2 separate regions of the Homo sapiens genome follow, and region 2 is linked to region 1. A link is a loop called in an ENCODE intact Hi-C map of the cell type or tissue named here. Cell type or tissue: heart left ventricle. All regions are shown on one strand. Links, peaks and the distances in the headings refer to the core of each region. The heading gives the core; the rest is flanking DNA. Region 1 overlaps SERTAD4 (SERTA domain containing 4). Region 2 holds the start of LINC02602 (long intergenic non-protein coding RNA 2602).

Region 1 (8,332 bases), core at 333-8,332:
TTCTCTCAATAAGAAAGGGCTGCTGACTGTTGAAAAGCTGTAATTCATGTGCTCTTGGCAATAGTATTTCCTGATATGATTGTCTCTTAGAATAGGTGAAGAAACTGGACAATTTCATGAGAGTCTTCCAGGGAATAAATCATCATGAAGTTTGATACCCTACTTGGATGAGGAGTTTGAGAAATGATAGACAGAAGGACTTAATTTGTTAAATCAATGTAGGCTAAATTTCTTTGTTGATGACTCAAAGAGAAAAATAAATGACATGTCCCATCGTTTCTTTGTAAAGATTTAATCGAACCTTTCTTTTGCCCACTTGTTTTAAGGTTTACTAATAAGTCCGTACTGATGTCTCTTTGGAGGGCATCTTAAAAGAGAACGGGGAGGTGTTGTAGCAGCCCAAACCAGCTGAGTCCTAATTCTCTCCACTGACCTGTACACCTTCCCTGTCTGTCAAAAGATCTTGCTTCATTATTCAGTGTGGTTGGGACAGAATTTGAGACCTCAGAGAGAAGACTGGGTGAAAGGTAGAGTCATTGCTGCCAAGAGCTGCTCTTTTAGCCAGAAGGACATTGTCACTTTAATGATGCTATTTCGCCTTACCCTGGTGTTTTTCCTCTTTTTCCTTGGAAGTGGACCCTTGTTATAGCATGTAGGTAATAATAGTCTCCCACGAGACAATGGTAGATTCACTCTTTCCCAGAAACATTACAAGCTGTATAATTTGGAAAAGAAAGCAAGAACTGGGCCCTTAGTTTATGTTTGAAAGACAATCAATCTTCAGAAAGCCTGACGTCACTTGTGTGACAGTTCTTGAAACCACAGAATGAGATAGTGGGGGCTTGAGTCTCCTAAAGGGATTGGCAGTTAAGGAGGCACTGAGGTTGCGCTACTGTCACCACTGGTCTATGGCTGCTAGGTCTTTTTACCTTCATATCAGACTCTCCTCTCCCTTGAACTTACTCTTGACCCTACCTCGAGACCTGCAAAGGGCCAAGTGAAGACACAGAGCCCCCATGAAAGCGGCCTCACTGCCTGAGCTATCGAGGGGCCCAGGAAGCCTCACAGAGCAGAGAAGCTCCCATCTCCCTGCAGGCCCAAGGGAGAAGGGCGTGAACTGGAGAGAAGGGCAGTGATGTGTTGCCTCTTGGAAAGTTCCTGCTCTGTGTCTGGGCTTTGCAGTGTAAAGAGTTGTTGGCTGCCTCTGGCCCCAGAGCCTGGCTCCTGTTTAATATTCTGCCTGCTCCGTTGATGTTGTGCTTGGCTCCTGTGGGACTGCAACTCACGGCTTGAAACTGGAGCCAATTTTCTGTCTTCATCTCGCAGTGTTTTGACTGGAGGCAGATCCAGTTCAGGCCGATCAGGGCTGGTGGAAACAACTACCAAGTGTCTCTCTGTCTGCTTTGCTTTGGGAGAAGAAAGTGGAGGGAGCCCCAGCATGTTGTAGAGGAACTGGCCTGCGGAAACGAGAGGAGGAGGGTGCAGGGGGCAGCGGAACAGACTGAACCTCAGAGCATCAGTTGGAATTACGGTGGATATTTCTGCTTCCCCTGCCCTTTTCTTTTGATTGATTAGTGGATTTCATCAAAGGAGACTCCCGGGGGATTGACTAGAAAATTGATTTTGCCTTATTAATAGAAAGGAAGCGCAAGGGTTTTGGCTTCTTAGCAGTACATTTTCTTTGGAAGGTCAGGAGGAAAATGTGTTTAGGAGGCAAAGCAGCTGTCTAGAAGAGGGCTGAAGGGAATCTGAGAACAATAAGAAATGGGGTTTTAAAGATCCGCCCATGAAATGCAGATTGCTGAACACAGAGGCTGAGCTAATAGCAGCTAGAGAGTTTGCTGAGGTTTTCTTTGAAAAAATAATAAAATGTTTCAGGGTAAAGGGGAGGGCCGAGAAGTAAAAGTTTCCCAAAGCAAAGAAATGAAGATGCCAAGGCCGTCCCTTGGCTTGCTCTTGATTAGGGCTGTTTTCTTCATTCTTGTTTTTTTTTTTTTTCTTTTCAGATCTGAGGCTGTCAGAGATGACTCTGGTTCTGTCCATGAATAGATTCTGCGAGCCCATTGTCTCGGAAGGAGCTGCTGAAATTGCTGGGTACCAAACACTATGGGAGGCTGACAGCTACGGAGGCCCAAGCCCCCCAGGGCCAGCACAAGCTCCTTTGCAGGGAGACCGGGGAGCTGGTCCCCCACTGGCAGGTATTGCCCTTGACCTGCGCCCATCCCCCCCACCCCTCGCTGCCCTTTGCAGCCAGCCTGGTGGACAGGAGGTGGTGTCTGGGGTGCCCCTCTGAGCCAGGAGAGCTAAAGCTCCAGGGACTTCCCGGGCTGCCTGTGCGCCTCTCATAAGTGAGTCCAGAGCTCCAGAGAGAGGACCAGAGGTGATATTTAAATTGCATTCAAACCTGTGTCTACCCATGCTGCTTTTTGAATATAAGTCATGTGTCTGTATTTTTAAGAGGGCCAAACCAGATATTGAAACTCTGAGTTTGGGTTTTGGTTTTCTACCCTGTGGAACTGTATGGTTCTCTCACAACTATGAAAGCTCTGGTGGGCTCAACAATGACACCTTTATCCCATGAGATATAAAGGAATCTGCACTTTGGGCCAGCAGCTATGAGCTTCTTTTCTTTGTTAACCCATTTATGCCCAGTGTTCCATTATTGGAACGCTAAGCTTGTGGAAGTTATTTATATCCTACTGCTCAAGGTCATCACCAAGGTCTGACTTTTCAAACACAAAAAAATTTGCAACCTATGGCATAAATGGGTAAAGCACACAATTGGTTTTAGGATTGTAGGAAAAAAATTTAAAGCCAAGAAAATAGAAGTATGTTCTTCCTGATTCTTTCTTCTTATAGTTTAAGTTCCTTTGGATTTTTTTGCAGTATTAGCTATTTTTAAAAGAAACTAAAATATAAAACAAGTACTCAATGAAGTCTGTTTTGCTAAAAAAGATTAAAAACTGTGGTCTTCATGGTTGGCATACTACATTTTGGAGAGTGAAAAGGACATTAGTTACCCAAAATTTTAACTCAAATTTTAAAAATTTGAATTTTGTATTTTGAAAAAAAGGAATGCTATAATCCCAATGTGCAGATAACCATTTGTTCACTAACCTAAAGCCAATAAGATTTCAAAGTTGTTTGGTTATCAGTGGTTACAGTTAAAGATGTATACATCTTTAACAGTGGTGCTATGTTGTCATGAATTTAATTAAACAATTTAAATAAATACTAATATATTTTAGAGAAATTACACTCCTCCCCTTTATGAATGTTGCAGTTTCCTTTTGCATAGAATTAAGATTCTGCATATTTATTAAATGCTAAAATATGTGATTTTCCTCTATAATTGCCTAGAAATCTTTTCCTAGCCTGGGTCACAGGATTCCATATGATAGCAACTATTAAGACAAATGTTTATTTTTAATCACCACATGTACAGACAAATATGTAGCCAAGTTATCCTCTAGAAGGAAAGGAAACGAAAGTATTTTGTTTGGAGAACCTCTGGCAAACCGCATGTCATTTGTCATATCTGATTTATTACCACAGGATCACATTACAGGGGAATTTCAAATCCTATAACAACATCCAAGATCACATACTTTAAGAGGAAGTATGTGGAAGAAGAGGATTTTCACCCACCACTCAGCAGCTGTAGCCATAAAGTATGTTTTTTTAATAGTCATTATTTTTATTAAGAGTTTAAGATACTTAGTAACAGTTGCTTGATCCACTTCCAGGAATTAAATTGTTTCACCCAAGCAATGAAAATGAGCCACTTCTCAGTGGAGCCTCATTAATCGTTGTCGCTTTTTTGGGTCCTGTGTTATTTTTCACAAGTACTTGAAGAAAAAGCTGGCAAGAGCTATTCTACCCAGAAATGTCAAAATTATGTAATCCAAGGAATTTTTTTTAACGTATGATTTAATATTTCTCAGACTGTGTTTTGGGTTATGGTTCTTCCACACTTTTGTGTGTGGGGAATGCGCTCGTTCTTTCCTGTCATGTTCTCCCCAGTCTGAGTTCTGGCTCCTGCAGCCAATGCTACTTCCCTGTGTGTCCACATGGGGGTGGTTACACAGGGCTTTTCCTGACCTCTTATGGGTAGACTCATCATCCTTGAATGTGTGTATACAAGTAGAAATATGCACTTCACTGGACATGGGTTACATATAAGTTTGTTGAAACATGGACTTCATTTCCAGGAAAAGACCAAAGCTAACTTTTTTGTAGGTATAGTTAAAAAAAAAAACAAGATGGGGAAATTGCATAGAATTATGAATCTGGGCATCTAAGCTTTTGAAATATCAGTTCATTTTTCTTTAGAGTTACCTTCCTTCAATAACTATCTGCTGATTTAATCAAGGCAGGTATAAGCACAGACCATAGTTGTCTGAAATGCAGAGAGGATTTTCAATTCTTCTTCCTCTCTGTCTCCTCTTGCCTTCCCCCTCTGCCACCTCATCCTTTAGATGTTGCTTTTACCTTGCTCATGAAAAGACAGCAGAATGCATTGGTAGGTACTGGGCTTTTCCCTGCATGTGTAGTCCCTGCCTTTGGTCAGTATGGGCTGGTTTAGTTCACAGCTCCTCAGGTTATGGTGCCAGTTTGCTTTTTTGATGGCCTGGAATAACTGGTCCCCAGGACACAAGCAGTTTATTTCCTTTTTAGTTTCTGTGTTGTGGTTGTAGCAGTTTCCCAGTTGCTACTGGATTTGCACCAACCATCGCATAGTGACAGTGTCACACAGCTCAGGAGTGAGCCCTCTCATTTCCTCTCGGCATCTCGTCTCCCACTCAGCTCCACAAGGAAGCCTACTTTGGTCCTTCAACTGACACATTCTGTCAGGGTCTGAGCCTCATTCATTAGTGTGTCCTCTTATCAAGCAAGGATAATTGCAAGTATGAAACCCAAAGGATTAAAAGAGGGACAGCATTAAAAGCCAAATCTCATGCTCCTTCTTGGCTAGACCAGGGTTTGAAGTATATTCATTATGACTTGCATTTTGGCATCATTTTAAAAACATGTATTGATGTACAATATATGAGTTATGTGTCTGTGTGTGTGTATTTGTATAGACACACATAAAAAAGTACAGGTATCACAGTACAGCTTGATGAATTTCATGAGGTCATGTAACTAACATCCAGGTCGAGAACCAAAACATAACTAGCAACCAGAATCTTCCTTCTGCCGGCTTCTAACACTACCCCTCGCCCCGCTCACCCCAACTCTGAAAGTACCTCCTCTCCTGACTTCTAATAGCTTAGATTAGTTTTGTGTTTCAGCATCTTCCTTATTGGGCCATAATAGATCAAACCACCTGAACTGTCCCTCCTGGGGCCTGCACTGTGGCTCGATTCCCTAGTGCTTGACCACACCAGTGAGTCAGGAAGTGGGTGGGTGCTCCAGCCAAGTGAGGAAAGGGAATATCAGCAGAATGGGGGACAGCCTCTCTAAATTAACCCTGCGGAACAAGACCACAACATGCCCAGACCCAGACAGTGCCAAGAAAGAAGTATGCTATGATGATGTTTTCATATAGTCCATTTTCTAAGCTTTCTCTCTTCCTTTTTCTGTTTGTTTTTTTCTTTTTTTTTTTTTTGGTTTGTAGACCATCTCAATTTTTGAGGAACGAGCCCACATCCTTTATATGTCCTTAGAAAAGCTAAAGTTTATCGATGATCCTGAAGTGTACCTCCGAAGATCTGTCCTTATAAACAATTTGATGAAAAGGATCCATGGAGAAATTATCATGCAGAATAACTGGTGCTTCCCTGCCTGCTCTTTCAATGGCACCTCTGCCCAAGAGTGGTTTATGGCTCAAGACTGCCCTTACCGAAAACGACCACGGATGGCCAAAGAGGAATGTGAAAAGTTTCATGCCTGCTGCTTTTACCAAGAATGTGGTGGCCACTACCTAAATTTACCCCTTTCTGTCAATGCTAATGTTGGAAGTGCCTCCACTGCTGCCTCCTCTCCCTCCGCCTCTTCTTCCTCCTCATCTTCCTCTTCCTCTCCCCCTTTGCCTTTACCGAGTTGTTCCCGCCAGGTGGATTTTGATGTAGGTAGTGCATCTATTTACAAGAGTGATGGCCAGATACCTGCCAATGAAATCTTTGTCACTAATGTCAGATCACTTGGTGTTCAGGAAAAGGCCAAATTAAATGATGAGAAAGCAAATGATGACACCAACAGAGATGGTGGCCCCCTCAGCCACGAACCTGTGGGAAATGACCTTGCTTTTGAGTGCAAAGGCCAATTTTATGATTATTTTGAGACCGGATATAATGAAAGAAACAATGTAAATGAATCTTGGAAAAAGTCCTTACGGAAAAAGGAGGCTTCACCACCAAGTAACAAACTGTGCTGCAGCAAAGGAAGTAAAATATGAGCCATCTTCTCACCGAACTTTGAAGCATGCACAGCATGATCAGTTAGCTCTCGTAAATTTTATTTTGAATGGATTTTGTAGTTTTGTACAACAGATAAAATTATGCCATGAACATGCCATGTCGTTTTAATGCCTGGAGAGCAGATTGCGTAAAACATCTGTATAGCAGGCATCAGCGAGCTTCTTATAAATGTGGTGATTTTTACCAAGGAAACGATTGACTTAATGCTTAAAAGTATATCATAGTTTTCTTACGGAAAAGATCAGTAGATGAGATTGGGGGACAATGTGCCCTTGCAATATTTCCATTGCCCCCCAAGGAGCCTGTCACTAGCTAAGAAATTTCTACATGTTTGCCAGTTAATTAGGGAGTTATTTGGTAAGCAAATCAATATAACCAGCAAAGATACCTGCTTCTTCTATATGATACAATATTTTTTTTAAATAAAAGACTAAAGACAGGGAGCTAGATGAAATGGCTTAATGGTGCTGTTAAGTATTTGTACCTAACAGTCTTGTGTGACAGATGAAAATAGGATGTAACATAATGAAACACACCTGTCTAGGGGCGGCAATCAACAGTCTTACACAGAGAGGGTATTCCCTGCAAGTTTCTGGCTTGCCTGTGATGGGTGATGAGGCTTTTAGAGAGGTGTTATACAGGGCGATTTTTGGTGCCTTACTTTTATCTTAATTTTTGCCAATGTGAAAATTAAGGATAAATCAGAGTTACAGCAGGGATTTAACAAACAGGACAAAAAAAAAAAAAAAAAAAAAACCACAGGGTGGATCAATATGGTTTGGAAACTGTTAACTTTGAACTATTGTGTTCAGCTTTTGATTCGACATCTCTATTCTTTATTTTTGATGCCCAATTGCTTTTGGATTCGCCGTTTTTTCAATAGGGATGGAGGAAATGAGAGAGAGAGCTGTTAGAAAGCAGCACGGGCTGCTCGAGCTTTTCTATGGCAACTGTGTGTTGCTGGGGTTGGGGTTTTCTGGGTTTTGGGTTGTTTTGTTTTGTTTTCTTGTCCAATGAAGTTCACGAACCAGTGGCATGCATTATACTTTTCTCTGTTTTGCATCATTTCACTTGTTTAGATTATAAAAGCATGTGGGTTTTTATATATGAACTTTGCTGTTGATTAAGAAGCACAATGTTAATAAATGATGTGGTGATCAATAAGGTTTATCTTAAAGAATGTAAAGACTTTAGGTTTTTGAAAGTTATTTTGGAGAAATGGGACTTAATCTATAATAGTTACTATGTATTTGGTCTACATTTTCCAAATAATATCTTTAACTTGTACATTTGAAAAGTGTTCAGAGTGGCCCTCCTACCATCCTTCCTTCCACTCCAGCCAACTCTTCCTGCTAAACTGTATTCCAGTTTCCAAGTTTACTAATTGACTTGGGCCTGTTCAAATAATACTTCACAGAAACCAAATGCCAAACGGAGGAAATAAGTAAGCCCTCCCAGTTTCTCCAAGATAAAGCTTTTTTTATTATTGCTATTAATATTAAATATAGGTCTCATTCATACAGTGTATGAGTAGGATCATTTGGACAATTGTCCACAAAGACCAATTTTTAAAACATTTTCTTGTGTTATAGTTAAATAGTCTAGTAATGTTTTGTCCTTTATTTTCAATATTTGATAAACATTTGATGTTCAAAACTTAGCTAATAGATGCTTGTATATGAATGTGTTGTAATAAAGTGAGGTTTTCTTGATATATATTTATTAAGATGATAAAAATTCATTAAGTTTTTTAAATTTTAATGGCTATTGGCTATGTTTCTCTTTTCCATTATTCTCTCTCCTTTAAAAAACTCAAAACATCTAGAAACTGTAGTGGATAGTGGCCACACAGGAGTTTTCTAAATTAAAGAGTATTTTAAAATGCCAATCTGACAGGTGTTTCAGAATGA
Region 2 (8,334 bases), core at 124-8,123, 53 kb after region 1:
TCATTCCCTCCTCCTGGACCCTTCCCTGGTTGTTCCTACTAACTGGGCTGCGCTTCACTCACTATTCCACCTCATGCAGGTCTCTTTCCAATTATCACCTCCTCAGAGGTCTTCCCTGAGGAAGATCCCCTTTAACATGGTGCCTGGTGCCTCCTCTCTCACTCCCCTTTCTTTGCTTTATTTTACTCACTCTGTGTCATCCACTGTTTTTATATTTTACTGATGTATTTTTATCATCAACTTCCCCCACTAAAAGGTCAACTCCATCAGGACAGAGGCTTTGTTGTACCCACTGCTGCATCACCAGCCTCTAGGTCCGTGTCTGCAAACAGGTATTTGTTGAATATAAACGAAGCACTTAGGTAGGTGCTGGGAAGATTTTCTTTATATGACAAAGGGTTTCCTATGCAAATATTCAGTGTAAACATGACTAAAGGACAGGGAATATTCAAACTATGTTAAGGAACATGCTATGTTAGGGAACTTTCTACGTAGGAAAACTTTTTTTTTTTTGGAGACAGGGTCTCACTCTGTCACCCAGGCTAGAGTGCAGTGGTGCGATCATGGCTCACTGCAGCCTCCACCTTCAGGGCTCAAGTGATCCTCCTGCCTCAGCCTCCTGAGTACTGGGATTACAGGCATGCACCACCATGCCCAGCTAATTTTGTTCATTTTTTATAGAGACAATGTCTCACTATGTTGCCTAGGCTGGTCTCAAACTCCTGGCCTCAAGCGATTCTCCCACTTTGGCATCCCAAAGTGCTGGGATTACAGGCATGAGCCACTGGGCCCAGCCTACACGGGGGAACTTCTCATTGACATACAGTCAACAGGTGAGGGGCATAGCAGCAGGTCGATTCTTATGTATGTGAGTACTCTCTTGCACCAAGATACAGGTCTAAACGAAAAAAATTTAGTTATTTTTAATAAAAATGCCTGGTTCATATTTAAAAAAATAGAACTTCTGGGGGGTGTAATTCCTGTAATTCCTGTTAAAAAAAAAAGTAGCACGTATTCACAATATAGATCTTTACACAAACACATGCATTGAGCAAATACATGTTGTCTTATTATTTTTGAATGCAGTCTTTTCTCCCCATTTCCTTTTCTATGGTCAGCCCTCGCCCCATTTTCTTCCCACCATAACACCTTGAATATGGAGTATACTTTTTTTTTATGTAATTCTGTATAGAATATATACCTATACACATACCCAGGGGAATGCTGTTTATTGTTTTACAATGTGGGATCATTTATACATCTTTTCTCTCCTCATCTCAACACCACCTCATAGAAACTCCTCCAAGCTATCTGGCATACTCTGATTTTCCATGTTCATTGGTTACATACTATGCCATGGTGTGGACGTGTAATAATGTGTTCAGCTTTTCCCTCTTGGGAGGCAACCCTCTGTTTCCTGGCTTTTGCTCCAACAAACTATGCCATAACACCCATCTTTGAAATGTACAGTTTCAGAGCAGGAGGTGAAGTTGGATGCTCTTTCATTCAATCCCACAGTTAAGATAAATAAGGATCAGAAAAGTAAAAGAACATGCCCAAGGTCACACAGCTATTTGCTTGGTGCTTTGTAAAAATTTGAATAGCTATTATTTCACATGCTCTTCACAAGCAGGGCAAGTATTATCAGGTCAACCTTAAAAGTGGAGAAACTGAAGTCAAAGAGACCAATTGCTTTGATTTTATTACCAGTGAGGGCTAAAGCTAGGGCTTAAAGCCAGGACTTCTGATTCCTGATCCCCAGTAGCTTCTTCCACTCCTGCGTTGATGGAAACCATTAACTCAAAACTTCTACAGGGCAGCCTTCTGTTAATATATTCTAGACATCAACTGTACACCAAGCCTGAAAAAAAAAAAAAGTTTCGTTAAGAGAATGACACAGTGTGGATTTACCCATAATTCATAGCATACTTTCCTTACCTATTAGAATAAATGATAGTTGAGGTTGTTAAAAGTCTTTAAAATTAAATAGATTAAATTGTGAGTGCTGGCTCTGCCAGTAACTCTGCAACCTTCAGCAGATTACCCAGCATCCCTAAAACCCAGTTTCCTCATCTATAACCAAGGATATAATTGCACGGCACCTGCCTTCTCAGGTATTGTTAAGATTAGATGCCACAGGTGTAAGAGCAGATAGGATAGTAGGATCTTGATAAAGATTAGCTATTATTTTGGATGCTGTAATTCTTAGGTCTCACCCAACTGAACCGGTAGATATCTTTGATATCTTTCCTTCTTCACTCTTGTCTAGGACAGGGAAAGCCTTTCTTATCTATGGGTCCAGGGCAGTTCGATATCCTTGCTGGTTACTTTGTTATTTCTTCGTAAGTGTAGGGTTACAGCGGGAAAGACCTTGAGAGTTGTCTCTTTTAGCATTGTACATTGGCTAAAGTGGAGGGGAATCTGTCCCCAAAAATGGCAGAGTGGGAATATTCTGACCCTTCTGAGCACGGCTGACAGTGTGAGCCATGGAGAATGATGACATTTTTCAGCAACAGAACTGTCAATGGATGTGTTACAGCTATTTTAGTGCCTTCTCCCCTCCTGGAGAAAAGCCATTTTCAAACCCGTTGCTTGCAATGCATTAAGTGATGAAATACAGATAACAAATTGCGCATTTGTTTGGCTTCATGCTTATTACACCCCCGGTTCTGGAAAGCATTGCACTTAGCCCCTTAATAATCCCTCTCCTGAGATCAATTACTAGGATTTATCTGGTTCCTCGAGCATAAAAGTGTTTTATTGTTTTTACTTTTGCTCCAAGTGAAGTGTGAGTGGGTAGGCCAGGTTAAAATGGACTGTCCCAGACAAGAATATGAAGCTGGGATCATTGGCCCTGCTTTTACTGTCTACCAGGTCCTCATGACCAGGAAAGGGGGGAATATTTGGAAGCCACTTCCCTGGGGAGGCACCAGGTCCAGATGTCCTCATCTCTGGCTATTTGCACGTATATAGAACACAGGTCTGCAGGTGCCTAGGAAGGTGGGTGCTGTTCCACGGGAGAAGCTGGAAAGCAGAACCAAGTTACCATCTCAGACCAAATCGTTTTTCCTCTAGAATTTCACTGTAATCCAAACCAGTTGAACATTTGAGAAGAACTGGGTACCATGAAAAGGGGTAATGGAATTAGCTTTCATGTTTTTCCAGGACTCTAAACCATATTTCCTGTCACAACTGTACATTATTAATACAAGGCATCTGTTAGCGCACAACTGCCTGAAAATGTGCACCCAAAAACCTTACATCTGGTTTCAATAATTTATTTCTGACATTTGTAGTTGGTGGTGGTGGGGAGTGGGGGGAGGATGGGAAAAAGGGGGGAATTAAAGCAAGATGTTGCCTTTAACCCATCAGAAGCTCCTGTTGGAGCCGAAAGCTGGAGTTCTTAACGTGGTTTCTGCATTAGGTAATATATTAATTTAGCAGCAAATAGCAAGACTCCGGGCCTGGTGGGTGTGGGTGCCCGCTCGCTTTTATCCTGCCTTCTCTGGCTGCAGCAATTAGCTTCCTCTTGCGAAGGGGATTAGGAGGACCACCCCCCAGCGGCGGGGGTTGGGGGGCTCTCGCAGAGCTGTCAGGTGTCATTCGGCTTACCCAGCCCCCCCACCACTCCCCGCCCCTGCAATTAACTCCCTCTCCCGCTTTGCCAGCCCCTCACCCGCACAGAGACAAAGAGGCCTGTTCCCGAGGTGTCCGACCTCCTGCCCCCTTGGCGGGCCCCGCCCGGGTTCCTCCAGCAGGAATCGCCCCAGGCGCTGGGAGCCAGAGCTGGCCGGGTCTGACACCCGCCCCAGACTTTCCACGATCAGGTTTCAGCTCGACTAACGAGGGGGAAAGAAAGAACGCGCGACTTCCGCGGGCCGGAGCCGCGCGGGGGCCCGGGGGAAACGCCGGCCTGGTCTGGGTGGGAGGGGACGCGAAGAGGCTCCGGGCTCGGCCAGTGTCTGCCCCGGGACTGGGCCCTGGGACTAGGCGGGGCACAGGTGTCCCAGGAGGGGGCGCCCTGACTTGACGCGAACGGGCCACCTGTCCCTCCCACGCCTGCGCTGCCACCCGCCCTGCTCCGCCATCGCCTCCTCCAAAGCTCCCCGGATCCTCCGAGGCGTCGTCGTCCGAGTTGTTCTGCGGGAGGAACTTCTGCTAAAGCCGGTCCTCGAGTCCCCCCCGCCTCAGGAGGGGCAGCGCCCGGATTGTCTTAAGTACAACACTTGCCAAAAGGGGCTCTTTGGGATTTGGGACTTTTTTTCCTAAGCAACAGACGTACCTTTCCAGACTCACCAACTTAGAAGCACAGGTTTTCTGTTTGTTTCATTATTAGACTTTCAAAGATCATCATGTCCCACAGCCTCCTCCTTTTCCAGATGAGGGGACTGAAAATCAGAAACATTTTGCCTTTTGCTCAAGGTCACACAGCTCAAGTTCACTGGGCGGCTGGGACTAGAGGGTCCGAATATTCTGCAGCTATGATATGAAAAAAATAAGTTTGGCTGGAGGGTGGAGGGCATCCAGGTCTGTCCTGGCCAGCCGGCGGGGAGGCTCAGCCCAGGGTTCAGATTTTCCTGGAGCCAGTCCACCAGCGGTCAGGCCACATGTGAGTAATGAAGAATTGAGTGTTGTGTACTTTAGGCTGGTCTCCCTCTTCCTGGCCCCCTTCCCCGGCCTTAACTTCCTTTTGGAGTCCCTACTGACTTCTGGGTGTCCACCATGGGCCCTGTTGGAAAAATTTCAGCTCCATCCCAGAATAAAAGGAATGAAAACCTGGGGAAAGGAGCCAAGAAGGAAAAGCCACAAATTCGCATCTGGCCGAGGCAGAGGGAGCAGCTCCAAGAGCCTGCAGAAATGCACTGTGACTGCTGTTTGCAGAGGTTCAGCTGCCAGAGGCTCGGATGCCCTCCTGGGTCCTGCTCCTGAGAAATCAGAGCAGGCAAGAGAGAAGACACATGTTCCCCACCAAATTTTTCCTGCCGCCAAGTCCTTCAGGTTTCTGCAGACCATGGGGAAGAACAAGAACTATGGAGTCAGGCAAGAGGTAGCTGGAATTCCAACTCCCCAACCCATTAGATGGGGCCTTGAGTAAGTGACTCAACCTCTCTAAGCCTCAGTTTCTTTGCCTGTTACATGAGGGGAACAACAGGACCATTATGAGGACTTATATAACGTGTACTATATAAAGCACTTAACACAGTTCTTGTACCTAGGGCTACATTGTAACTTTTGTGGGTTTTAGGCATTTTGGCCTTCGCGGCCATGAGCCCTTCATCAAAAACAAAAATTAAAAAATACAAAAATATTTTATGGCTGCATTTGTATAAAGATGAACATAATAATATTATGTAGTAAAGCATTTTTTTTTTTGAAATGGAGTCTTGCTCTGTGGCCCAGGCTGGAGTGCAGTGGCACGATCTTGGCTCACTGAAACCTCTGCCCACTGGGTTCAAGCGATTCTCCTGCCTCAGCCTCCTGAGTAGCTGGGATTACAGGCACCTGCCACCATGCCTGGCTAATTTTTGTATTTTTTGTAGAGACGGGGTTTCACCATGTTGGCCAGGCTGCTCTCGAACTCCTGGCCTCAAGTGATCTACCCACCTTGGCTTCCCATACAGGCTTGAGCCACCGTGCCCAGCCAGTACTAAAGCATTTCTTAATCTAAAAATATTATATATTGTTTTGTTTCTACAAAGAAATTAAAACATTTCCATGGGCCCCCAAAAGCACTGTGGGCCCTCGGCACTGTGCCTAATGGATGTCAGCCCTGCTTGTCTCCCAGCTCAGGATCTGCTTTTAGGGTAGCCCAAACAAAGACACAGGGGCATGTCTATGACGTGTGAGGAGCCACAGCAAAGAGACAACCGAGAGAAGAGTGTAATGAGTGAGGGTGGGGGGAAGGAGGAGAGAAATAGCTTTCATAAACTCAGCGTCCTCCCAATCCTCTTGCAATCACATGGGGTTGCTGTTGTAGCCCTCCCTGCAGGATCTGTCAGGACTGTGCTTCCCGTACGTCAGGTCTGCCCTCTGCACCATCAGCCCTCTATCTCCACTCCCTCTGCTCATACCCAGGCAGGTAGGTAGTGTAAAGCCCACCTTCCTCTATAGGCCCCTCTCAGTAGTTCCTCTTCACAGACGGGCATTTATCCTACCAGGATTCTAGTCCCTCTTGCCAAGGAGAGATCCCAGGCTTTGGGGCAACACTGCCCTAGCCTCCTGAGCCCCACATGTGGAATATCTGGCCATGCCTTCCCACCTACTTTTCTCCTCAGGGCAGGCCCACCTCCGGGGTACTTTTCAACGCAGAGAGCCTCAGAGATTGGACATGAGAGAAAAAGGTGCTCTCCTGCATGATATTAGCTTTTCTTCCATCTGAAGTCACAAGGCTGGGTCATACAGTCAGTCCCTGGGGGCACATAGCTCTTAGGATTCGCTCCTAGCTACCAGGCAACTGGCAGAGACTAAACAGCTTATGTTTCTAAGAGGGAGTGGCTAGTGTTTATCAAAGACTGATGTGTGGGCTCCAGCAGCCTCTCCAGACAGTGGCTGAGGCCTGTCCTGAGCTCTGGGAAAGCAGGAAGTCCCCGGCTGGGCTGGGGCTTGCTGGCTTTGCAGGAGCACTGGCAGGATCTGAGGAAAGCGTTCCTCACAGATGTCTCCTTCAGAGGCTGGTGGATTCCTTAACAGCTAATTAGTGAGAAGTCGCTACCATGATGGGGGCTGACCTAGGCCTTCCTCCACCTCCTCCTTGGGGTTGAGACCCCAGGAGAGACCAGCAATGCTTTACTATGGTCGTATTTCCTCCCCGACGTCAATGCTTTCTTTAGGAATCATCTCTTCAGTTTAAGCCTTTTCTCAGAAACCAGCTTTTCTCTGACAAGTTTGCAGCTCAAAAGGAACTGGCTCCTCTTACTGTTGAAATCGGGCACATCTGGAAGCAGTAAACTTTTCAGCAGGCTGAGGGGGAAGAAAAGATGTCTTGTAGGGGACAGATTCACCTCTGGGACTAATTATTCTTTATATTTCACCCGTCACGTTTACTATCTTTGTCAGAGCAAAGAGACAATAAGTGATCTCATTAAATCCCAGAAAGATGCTTCTCCCCTTCAAGGAGAACCTCTCAACACCCTGTCCTCTGACAAGGGCCATGTCACTGAGGTTGGCACAGGGGCCTGGGAATCAGGGATGGGTGGGGCAGAGGCGCTTCCAAATGCTTTTCTTCATTTGAATATAGTGTCTGTGTTTTCTATTGCTGGAAATACCCTTGTGGGTCTGAAATCAAAGTCTTCTCTGGCCACATTTTCCCCAGACGTAGGCTCCCTTTGGAAAGACAGAAATGAGAGGGGATCGGTCGTGGGGTTAAAAAAAATCATTTTGGGGGAATTCTGAACCAGCTCTTCTTCTCCCTTCTTCCTATCAAAAACTCATCCTGTGGCTGGCTGCGTTGGCTCACACCTGTAATCCCAGCACTTTCGGAGGCTGACGCAAGAGGATTGCTTGTGCTCAGGAGTTCAAGACTAGCCTGGGCAACATGGTGAAACCCTGTCTCTCCAAAAAATACAAAAATTAGCCAGTAGTCTGAACTGGGAGGCTGAAGTGGGAGGATGGCTTGAGCCTAGGAGGTTGAGGCTGCAGTGAGCTGAGATTGTACCACTGCACTCCAGACTGGGTGACAGAGTGAGACCCTGTCTCAAAAACAAACAAATGAAACATCCTGGTAAAAAGACCAGAGAAGACACTGAGTCAGATTCTTCCAGGGCTGGGTGACAGTTGTATGAAACCCCTATTAACCCCAGTGAGTAAGGCACCAAGTTCAAGAGGCTGAAGATGAGACCCAGAGCCAGCAAATGAGACATGGGGTTTTATTAGAGGCTTCCATACAGGGGGACATCGGGCCGGACAACATAATCGAGTGGCCTAGTGGCAGTGGGCTGGGCAGGAAAACTGCAATGGCCTCCAAATCTCATGCAGTTTGTATAGCATTTTCACTTAACACCCTCCCCCTAACAGCTTTCACCCAGCAGAGTTCATTTAGCCCCAAAACTCAGGGCCTTAATCCCCTGTACCACCATGTCCCATAGGATGGGCCAGGGACTCAGATGTTCTGCATAGACAAGGAATGAATCTCCTGGTTGGCTACTCCCAGATTCCCTAGCTCAGAACACACATTCTGGTGCATCTGCCATACAGGGTCATTCTGAGGATATGCTAAACTTAATGCTGACAGGTGCGTTTACCCTACAATGACCCTCCACAAAGCCATCGCTGTGATACCAGGGTTCAGGAGTTGCTGTCACTTCCTTTCCCAACCACATAAATGAGCAGCTCAGA

Evidence for each region. Peaks named below come from ENCODE experiments on the same cell type or tissue, not always from the same donor. Only the 100,000 strongest peaks of a DNase experiment are listed, where the experiment ranks them.
Region 2: a loop joins it to region 1, with 4 times the contacts of the local background. A loop is called at or near these places in 41 of 110 quality-filtered maps.

What each region holds. Positions count from the first base shown.
Region 1 is chr1:210,235,938-210,244,269 of GRCh38, forward strand. It overlaps SERTAD4 (SERTA domain containing 4), which reads left to right. Exons shown (of 4, transcript NM_019605.5): 2 at 2,007-2,198; 3 at 3,556-3,671; 4 at 5,621-8,332. The coding sequence starts at 2,024. The coding sequence ends at 6,400. Among named protein-coding and RNA genes, the nearest start is that of SERTAD4-AS1, 6.2 kb to the left of the region's middle. RefSeq lists an enhancer at 2,209-2,719. In heart left ventricle, for the core only: a CTCF peak has its summit at 4,065; a DNase peak (open chromatin) is centred at 1,284; H3K4me3 peaks cover 3,830 bases; H3K27ac peaks cover 3,283 bases.
Region 2 is chr1:210,288,662-210,296,995 of GRCh38, forward strand. LINC02602 (long intergenic non-protein coding RNA 2602) reads right to left here and starts at 4,488. Exons shown (of 2, transcript NR_183451.1): 1 at 4,283-4,488; 2 at 1,677-1,861. In heart left ventricle, for the core only: CTCF peaks have their summits at 3,995 (motif pointing right) and 4,195; DNase peaks (open chromatin) are centred at 4,060, 4,590, 4,850 and 6,580; H3K4me3 peaks cover 1,918 bases; H3K27ac peaks cover 5,301 bases.